Linked DNA regions of Homo sapiens: region 2 is linked to region 1. Evidence: read pairs that join two places in POLR2A ChIA-PET (ENCODE). Cell type or tissue: MCF 10A. All regions are shown on one strand.

The links. ChIA-PET counts read pairs that join two places held together with the same protein. Peaks named below come from ENCODE experiments on the same cell type or tissue, not always from the same donor. Only the 100,000 strongest peaks of a DNase experiment are listed, where the experiment ranks them.
Region 2: POLR2A ChIA-PET joins it to region 1 with 5 read pairs; 7 of 35 experiments call an interaction of 5 or more read pairs at or near these places.

What each region holds. Positions count from the first base shown.
Region 1 is chr18:700,756-704,755 of GRCh38, forward strand. The region is part of intron 2 of ENOSF1 (enolase superfamily member 1); the gene reads right to left. Among named protein-coding and RNA genes, the nearest start is that of ENOSF1, 9.9 kb to the right of the region's middle. In MCF 10A, no CTCF peak of the experiment used is centred here; a DNase peak (open chromatin) is centred at 2,306.
Region 2 is chr18:797,369-801,368 of GRCh38, forward strand. All of the region lies in intron 1 of YES1 (YES proto-oncogene 1, Src family tyrosine kinase), which reads right to left. It also overlaps the pseudogene RNU1-109P. Among named protein-coding and RNA genes, the nearest start is that of YES1, 13 kb to the right of the region's middle. In MCF 10A, no CTCF peak of the experiment used is centred here; no DNase peak of the experiment used is centred here.

The DNA of each region.
Region 1 (4,000 bases):
ATGCCTGTAATCCCAGCTACTTGTGGGGGCTGAGGTATGAGAATCGCTTGAACCTGGGAGGCAGAGGTTGCAGTGAGCCAGCCAAGATCACGCCATCGCACTCCAGTCTGGGCGACAAGAGCGAAACTCTGCCTCAAAAAAAAAAAAAAAAAAAAAAAACAAGAGAAATTTTGGCTGTGGCAGGAAATTGACTTGGAAAAGAAAAAAAAGGCCCTTGAAAGCAGCTTCTTGGCAACTAAACCCGGGGGGTTTTCTCTTGTGATTCTATCTGCTCAGGGACTTCAATTCTCTGGAGCCTCTAGCACTGGAAGGACATTGAGTAAAGTCTGTGGGTGACTTGTGGGTGTCTGAAGTAAGAGTGGTGTCATAAACTCTTAAGGCTGGATTTTTAAAAATTTTGTCTATTTAAAAATTCTTTCTTTGTACATCTTTTTCTATTTTTTAAAAAACTAACTTAGTCTACATTGTACATATTATTATACATGTGTCCAAACCTAAGAGTGACCCCTATTGTAAACTACAGACTTTGGGTGATCATGATGTGCCAATGCAGGTTCATCAGTTGTACCAAGTGGGCCACTCTGGGCAGAATGTTGATAATGAAGGAGGCTGTGCCTGTGTGGGGACAGGGGTATGTGGGAAATCTTTGTAACTTCCATTCAGTTTTGCTGTGAACCTAAAACTACTCTAAAAAAATAAAGTCTTAAAAAAAAAAAAGGCTGGCCACGGTGGCTCACGCCTGTAATCCCAGCACTTTGGGAGGTCAAGGCGGGTGGATCACCTGAGGTCAGGAGTTCGAGACCATCCTGGCTAACATGGTGAAACCCCATCTCTACTAAAAATAAAAAAAAAATTAGCCGGGCGTGGTGGCAGGTGCCTGTAGTCCAGCTACTGGAGAGGCTGAGGCAGGAGAATGGCGTGAACCCAGGAAGCAGAGCTTGCAGTGAGCTGAGATCGCGCCACTGTACTCCAGCCTGGGTGACAGAGCGAGACTCCATCTCAAAAAAAAAAAAAAATTAGCTGGCGTGATAGTGGGCACCTGTAATCCCAGCTACTCGGGAGGCTGAGGCAGGAGAATTGCTTGAACCTAGGAGGCAGAGGTTGCAGTGAGCCGAGATCACACCACTGCACTCCAGCCTGGGCAACAGAGTGGGACTCTATCTCAAAAATAAATAAATACATAGATAAATAAATAAATAAATAAATAAAAACAGAAACAGGCCAGGCATGGTGGCTTATAGCTTATGCCTGCAATCCCGTCACTTTGGGAGGCTGAGGCAGGCGGATTGCTTGAGCTCAGGAGTTCAAGACCAGTCTGGGCAAAATGATGAAATCCTGTCTCTACAAAAAATACAAAAATCAGCCCAGCATGGTGGCAGGCACCTATAGTCCCAGCTACCTGGGAGGCTGAGGCAGGAGAATCGCTTGAACCTGGGAGGTTGTTGTTGCAGTGAGCAGAGATTGTGCTACTGCACTCCAGCCTGGGCAACAAGAGCGAAACTACATCTCAAAAAAAAAAAAAAAAAAAAAACCCAGGTCAGGTGTGGTGGCTTACATCTGCAATCCTACCACTTTGGGAGGCCAAAGTGGGTGGATCACCTGAGGTCAGGAGTTTGAGACCAGCCTGGCCAACATATAGTGAAACCCTGTCTCTCCTAAAAATACAAAAATTAGCTGGGCATGGTGGCACACATCTGTAGTCCCAGCTACTTGGGAAACTGAGGCAGGAGAATCGTTTGAACCTTGGAGGTGGAGGCTGCAGTGAGCCAAGAATGTGCCACTCCACTCCAGCCTGGGCAACAGAGCGAGACTCTGTCTCTCAAAAAAAAGAAACATTAGCTAGGCATGGTGGCTTGTGCCTGTGGGCCCAGCTACTCGGGAAGGTGAGGTGGGACAATCATTTGAGTCTGGAAGGTCAAGGCTGTATGAGCCGTGATTGCACCACTGCACTCCAGCCTGGGTGACAGAGCAAGACCTTATCTCAAATAAATTAATAAATAATAAAAACTTTAAAAACATAAAAAAAGGATAAAAATGAATATTAATTAAGTAAATTTAATAAAGTCATGATTTAAAAAAATACCCAACCAAAAACTACATTGGTATATTCTATACATTTGAAAAACAACCCTCCCTCTCTGTCTCACACACAAGCACTCTCTTCACAGTAACCCTATTTTTTTAAATCATAAACAGATGATTAGGTAAGTAAGCAGAAGAACCAGGATGAGCTAATGGAATTTTTCATCTTTAGTGTGAGTGCTGTGTAACACATTTAGTGAGACTGCAGTGAGTCACCTGAAATATGTAGCAAGGTTAAAGTTAAAATGGGTTCTGTCATGTTGTGGTCTGAAAAAGGAGGAAGCCAAAACCCTTAGCACAAAAGAGTCATTAATTAAAGTCATGGAGAGATGGAAGTTGATTTATCCGTGCCTGAGACATCCACCAAGACAGCGGTGTGGGGCTGGGAATGGAGGAGGAGAGGGGAAGTGAAGGCCCTAAACACTGAGCTCAGCACCCATCCCAGAAGGGCTTCTTATCTATCTTAGTGCCCAGGGCCCCTCCACGTGTGCCCAAGTCAGCAAAGTTTAAAGTCTGGGCTGTTAACAGAGAGTGGGTCCAATGGCCTAACATTATCTTGTAAGCTCGCTGAGTTTTATGCAACCTTTGGGGGCTGTGCTGTAGGGTTTGCAGTATGGAGAAAGGCAGCGGCTTCATAAAGTACTCAACTTACAAACAAGGGACAATTAGAGTTGCAGAAGAAGCAGAAACAGCTCACAGCTCTGTCTTAGTAAGTGGTTACTACTCTGGGGAAAACTTTAACAGTAAATTGTTTACTTAATGGAGAAAAGCGGGACTGACTCACAGCATGGTCTTTCTCTGCCTGGCAAATTCCTGTTTGCTCTTCGAGACTCACCTCAAAGCATTACTTCTGCTCTGAAGCCTTCCCTGAGCCTTTTGGACAGAGTGAAGTTACCCCCTGAGATGGTTTAGACATTCTGCACAAATTTCATGTTGAAGTGTAATCCGCAGTGTTGGAGGTGGGGCCTGGTGGGAGGTGATTATTAGATCTTGGAGGTGGATTTCTCCTGAATGGTTTAGCACTATCCCATTGGTACTGTCTTTGAGATAGTGAGTGAGTTCTCGTGAGATCTGGTGACTTAAAAGTGTGTAGCACCTCCCCATTCCCTTTCTCTTGATCCTTTCGACATAGGACGTGCCTGCTCCCCCTTCACCTTCTACCATGATTGTAAGTGTCCTGAAGCCTCCCTAGAAGCTGAGTAGCTGGCATCATGCTTTCTGTAAAACCTGCAGAACCATGAGGCAATTAAACCTCTTTTTCTTTATAAATTATCCAGTCTCTCGTACTCCTTTATAGCAATGCAAAAATAGCCTGGCTCAGAGTGGTGGTTCATGCCTATAATCTTAGCACTTTGAGAGGCCAAGGTGGGCAGATCATTTGAAGTCAGGAGACCGGCCTGACCAAACATGGTGAAACCTCATCTTTACTAAAAATATAAAAACTAGCCGGGCGTGGTGGTGTGTGCCTGTAATCCCAGCTACTCGGGAGGCTGAGGCATAAGAATTGCTTGAACCCGGGAGGTGGAGGTTGTAGTGAGCGAGATTGCGCCACTGCACTCCAGGCTGGGCAACAGAGCAAGACTCTTGTTTCCAAAAAGAAAAGAAAAAAAAAAAAAAAAAGAACAGCCTAATATATCCTCTCTCTGTAAAACTTGTACATAGTTTTAAAAAACAGTAATTCTCAGACTGCACTATGATCATTTCTTTTATGTCTACTTCCCCAATAAGTTCGTGTGCTCCTTGTATGTGGGATTCTGTCTTCTGTATCTTTTTTCTTTTTTTTTTTGGGATGGAGTCTCGCTTTTTCACCCAGGCTGGAGTGCAGCGGCGCAATCTCGGCTCACTGCAAACTCCAACTCCCAGGTTCAAGCAATTCTCGTGCTTCAGCCTCCTGAGTAGCTGAGATTACAGCCATGCA
Region 2 (4,000 bases), 97 kb after region 1:
GCTAACATCCCTGGCTCTGTTTATCACCAAAAGAAAAAGCAACACCTATCATGCCATTAGAACACTTTATTATGGAAAGAGGAAAAACAAAACCAAAAAAAAACACAGGTAGAAAAGCAATCACTGAACCTTACTGTTAGAAGAAAACTAAGCTTATCAGGTCTGACCACTCACTAACACAAGAAAGTACCACTGACAATGACCTATATGCAGCATTTACTCAAACTCGAGACAAGGTAGTTCAATAAAGCACTTCTAAACAACTGTTAAAAATTACTTCTTTATAATCTTCAAATTGCTTAAAAATGATAAACATCTTTTTAACAAACTTTAAAAATTTTGTCAGGAATCAAAGGCAACTTTCAGTGTCTGCATTTATTAACGTTCACCTTTTAAGACATCATCTAATCATTCTTCTAAGATATCTACCTGTCTCCATGATTTCTCTCTTACTGGTAGGGCCCTGGAAGTATCAGAAATACCTTTCAGAACCTTGAGATATAATTCTTCTAGACCTAGAGACATGAACTCATGTAAAGCTACATGCCTCTATTTTCTTATTATTTATTTGTTTTTAATAATATAAACTTCACACTATGATCTCTTAGGACAAAAAATGACAGGGGAAAGCACGAACACAGTCCCTCACTACTACAAATTCTGCATTTGGGGAAATCACAGGGGTCAGCACAACCAAAGTGCAATGGATGAGCCTCACTCTGAGAACCACCTTCATGATCATGGTATCTCCCCAGCCAGATAAGTGTATTGTCTATTTTCTTTTTGTTTGTTCTAGTTTTTCTAATTTACAGAGCAACTTCTTGTTTCAGAAATGAGAAGATAAAAAGGAGATAAACTATGTGTTCTGTGTCACCTATTATTTCAAGTTTCCTGAACTACAGATTCATGACTTCTTACTCTAGCTATAAATTTATCTCTAAGAATCATCAATATTGTTTTTCCTTTTCTGAAACATCGGTCATTGTAAAAATCCTATTCATCTTCTGACAACATCCTAAGAGCTTCACAACCCTCTTTTCTACTTGACATTTGTTATGAGTTTCTCCTTCTGACTTACAGTGCATGCATTAAAACAAAAACAATACAAAAACTAAGACCCAAGTTGGAGTGACTGATGGGGTAGGGTGGGGGAAAAGGGGAAATGGTGAGAAGATGCATAGGGGAGCCGCTTTAGCTCCACCCTAATTTCTACCTGCTACTACCACCATGGAATTCTTTGATATGGCTAATTAGTATCTGTTCTCAATCACTAGAAGTGGTATGTAGATGGACATATAATACTTTTCTACTCTGACCCCCTCCCTCCACCAGTGCGCTTCCTAACCTTTCATATAAGAAGTCTGGGGCATTTTAAGACTTTTCACTCCTTCAGGGGGTACACTGTCCATTAGAATTTTAAGCCTCACTCTTACTGGTTTTCCAATGTTTCCTAAAGTCTAGTGCACACATCTTAAAATCCAGAACTGTCTTTCCTGCTACTTTTAATATAAACCCGAGATGACATGACTCCTATCGTCAAAGGTTCTTTCTAGAATTTACATATCACTAGCTTTTTTTCCTACTGATCCTAATTAAGTTCAAAATAGCAAATATCTTTATAGCTTACCACCTCAAATATAAAATTAAATTAGTCAGATGCTCTGCTTTAAGAAACACATTTCTTAAATGTGTTAGTCCGTTGGACTAACCAGTTTGCTTTATACCAATACTGTAACCCGAATTAAGATACCATCGATGCCCATACCTTTCAAATATTCTAACCACATTTGTAGAACCAAGTGGTATTTTCCATACAGATGTCTAACTTGTGTAACTACCATACTTTTCATCCCCTTCTGTGACAGAGATAATTACCTGTTCTCCCAAAATTCATTCTCCCCTTCTATGGTATGCAGCCCTCACTGGGAGGTGGCTGACCTGCTAGAAACTATTTTTTCCAGCTCTCCTTACACTCAGATAAATCCATATGACTTGCTTATATCAATGTAATATAAGAGGAACTAATGTGTGCCAGAGTTTTTAAGAAGTATGGTTGTGAGGCTGGGCATGGTGGCTCACGCCTGTAATCCCAGCACTCTGGGAGGCCAAGGTGGGTGGATCACTTGAGGTCAGGAGTTTGAGGCCAGCCTGACCAACATGGTGAAATCCCATCTTTACTAAAAATACAAAAAGTAGCCAGGCAAGGTGGTGCATGCCCGTAATGAGCAACTCAGGAGGCTGAGGCAGGAGAATCCACCTGGGAGGTGGAGGTAGCAGTGAGCTGAGATCGCGCCACTGCATTCCAGCCTGGGCAACAGAGCGAGACTCCATTTCAAAAAAAATTTTAATTTAAAAATAAAAAACACAAATACAAATACAAAAATTAGCTGGGCATGGTGGCATACACCTGTAATCTCAGCTACTTGGGAGGCTGAGGTGAGAGGATCACTTGAACCCAGGAGGCAGAGATCATGCCACTGCCCTCCAGCCTGGGCTAAAGAACGAGACTCTGTCTCAAAACAAACAAACAAAAACAAAAAACAAAAAAAAAAGAAGGTATGATTGCTGGACATATATTTATGGAATATGATATAAAAAAACAGAACTCCTATATTGTAAGTGGGTGAATATGCTTAGGCTAAATACTGCTCTTTAACATTTACAAGCTATTAAACTGCATCAAACCTTAGTTTCTCCATCAGACTCAAGTAGAATGCTTATTTGAAATTCATCCTGAGCGTTAATGATACTAGTTTAGCACAAGTCTGCCACTTCAAAGAGTCTTGAGTAAAAAACATTTGTGGTTACTGCATGAGCTTTTAGTGAAGAACTACTTGTTACTTCTTTCTCTCATGCCCATGATAGGCAGAACATGCCAGCTGACTGCTGCATGTTCCTACAATCAAAAATATTTAATAAATGTCTATGTGTCATTGTTCTATGTGCTTGGAACAACTTTAGTAACCAAAACTAAGATCCCTACCCTCACGGAGCTTACATTCCAGTGGCAGCCATTCCAGTCATTTGGAGTTGGTACAACAGCAGTTCGAAACCTATCTGCCAACCTTTATGTAAAGACTTAATAAACTGTTAGAGTTAACATGTGAAGGAGTTGTACTGTAGATATTGTGGGATAATAATGCTACAAAAATTAAGCTAGTATTCCCGCTAGAAAACAATGTTCCAGCTTATTAGGGAGGACAAAGGGTACATTCTTAGATACAATTGGAGAAATAAAAGGAAGCCAAAGAAGAAAAGGCTACTAAGATGGTGAAGAAAATTATTGTTAATGTAAGAACTTGACACAGTGGCAAAAGAGTGGCAAATAAAATTTCCATTGGTAGCTTCTGATGAGACTCTTCTTCCAGTGATGTTCATATAACAGTAATAGTTACAAGGCTGGAGGTGGTGGCTCATGCCTATAATCTCAGCACTCTGGGAGGCCAAGGTCGGGGAGGATCATGCTCGGCCCCATCTCTGGAAAAAATAAAAACAAAGGCTGGGTGTGGTGGCTCACGACTGTAATCCCAGCACTTTGGGAGGCCAAGGCGGGTGGATCACGAGGTCAGGAGATCGAGACCATCCTGGCCAACTTGGTGAAACTCCGTCTCTACTAAAAATATAAAAATTAGCTGGGTGTGGTGGCGTGTGCCTGTAATCCCAGCTACTCAGGAGGCTGAGGCAGGAGAATCGCTTGAACCAAGGAGGTGGAGGTTGCAGTGAGCTGAGATCACGTCACAGCACTCCAGCCTGGGCAACAGAGCGAGACTCCATCTCAAAAAAATATAAAAATAAAAAATAAAAATAAAATAAAATTAGCCAGGCATAGTGGTGCACACCTGTGGTCGCAGCTACTGGGGAGGCTGAGGTGACAGGATCGCTTGAGCCCAGGAAGAAGAGGCTGCAGTTAGCAGTGATTGTGCAACTGGAGTCCACCCTGGGAGACAGAGTGACACCCTGTCTCAAAAAAATGATTTACATGAACAAACTAGTATAGAAG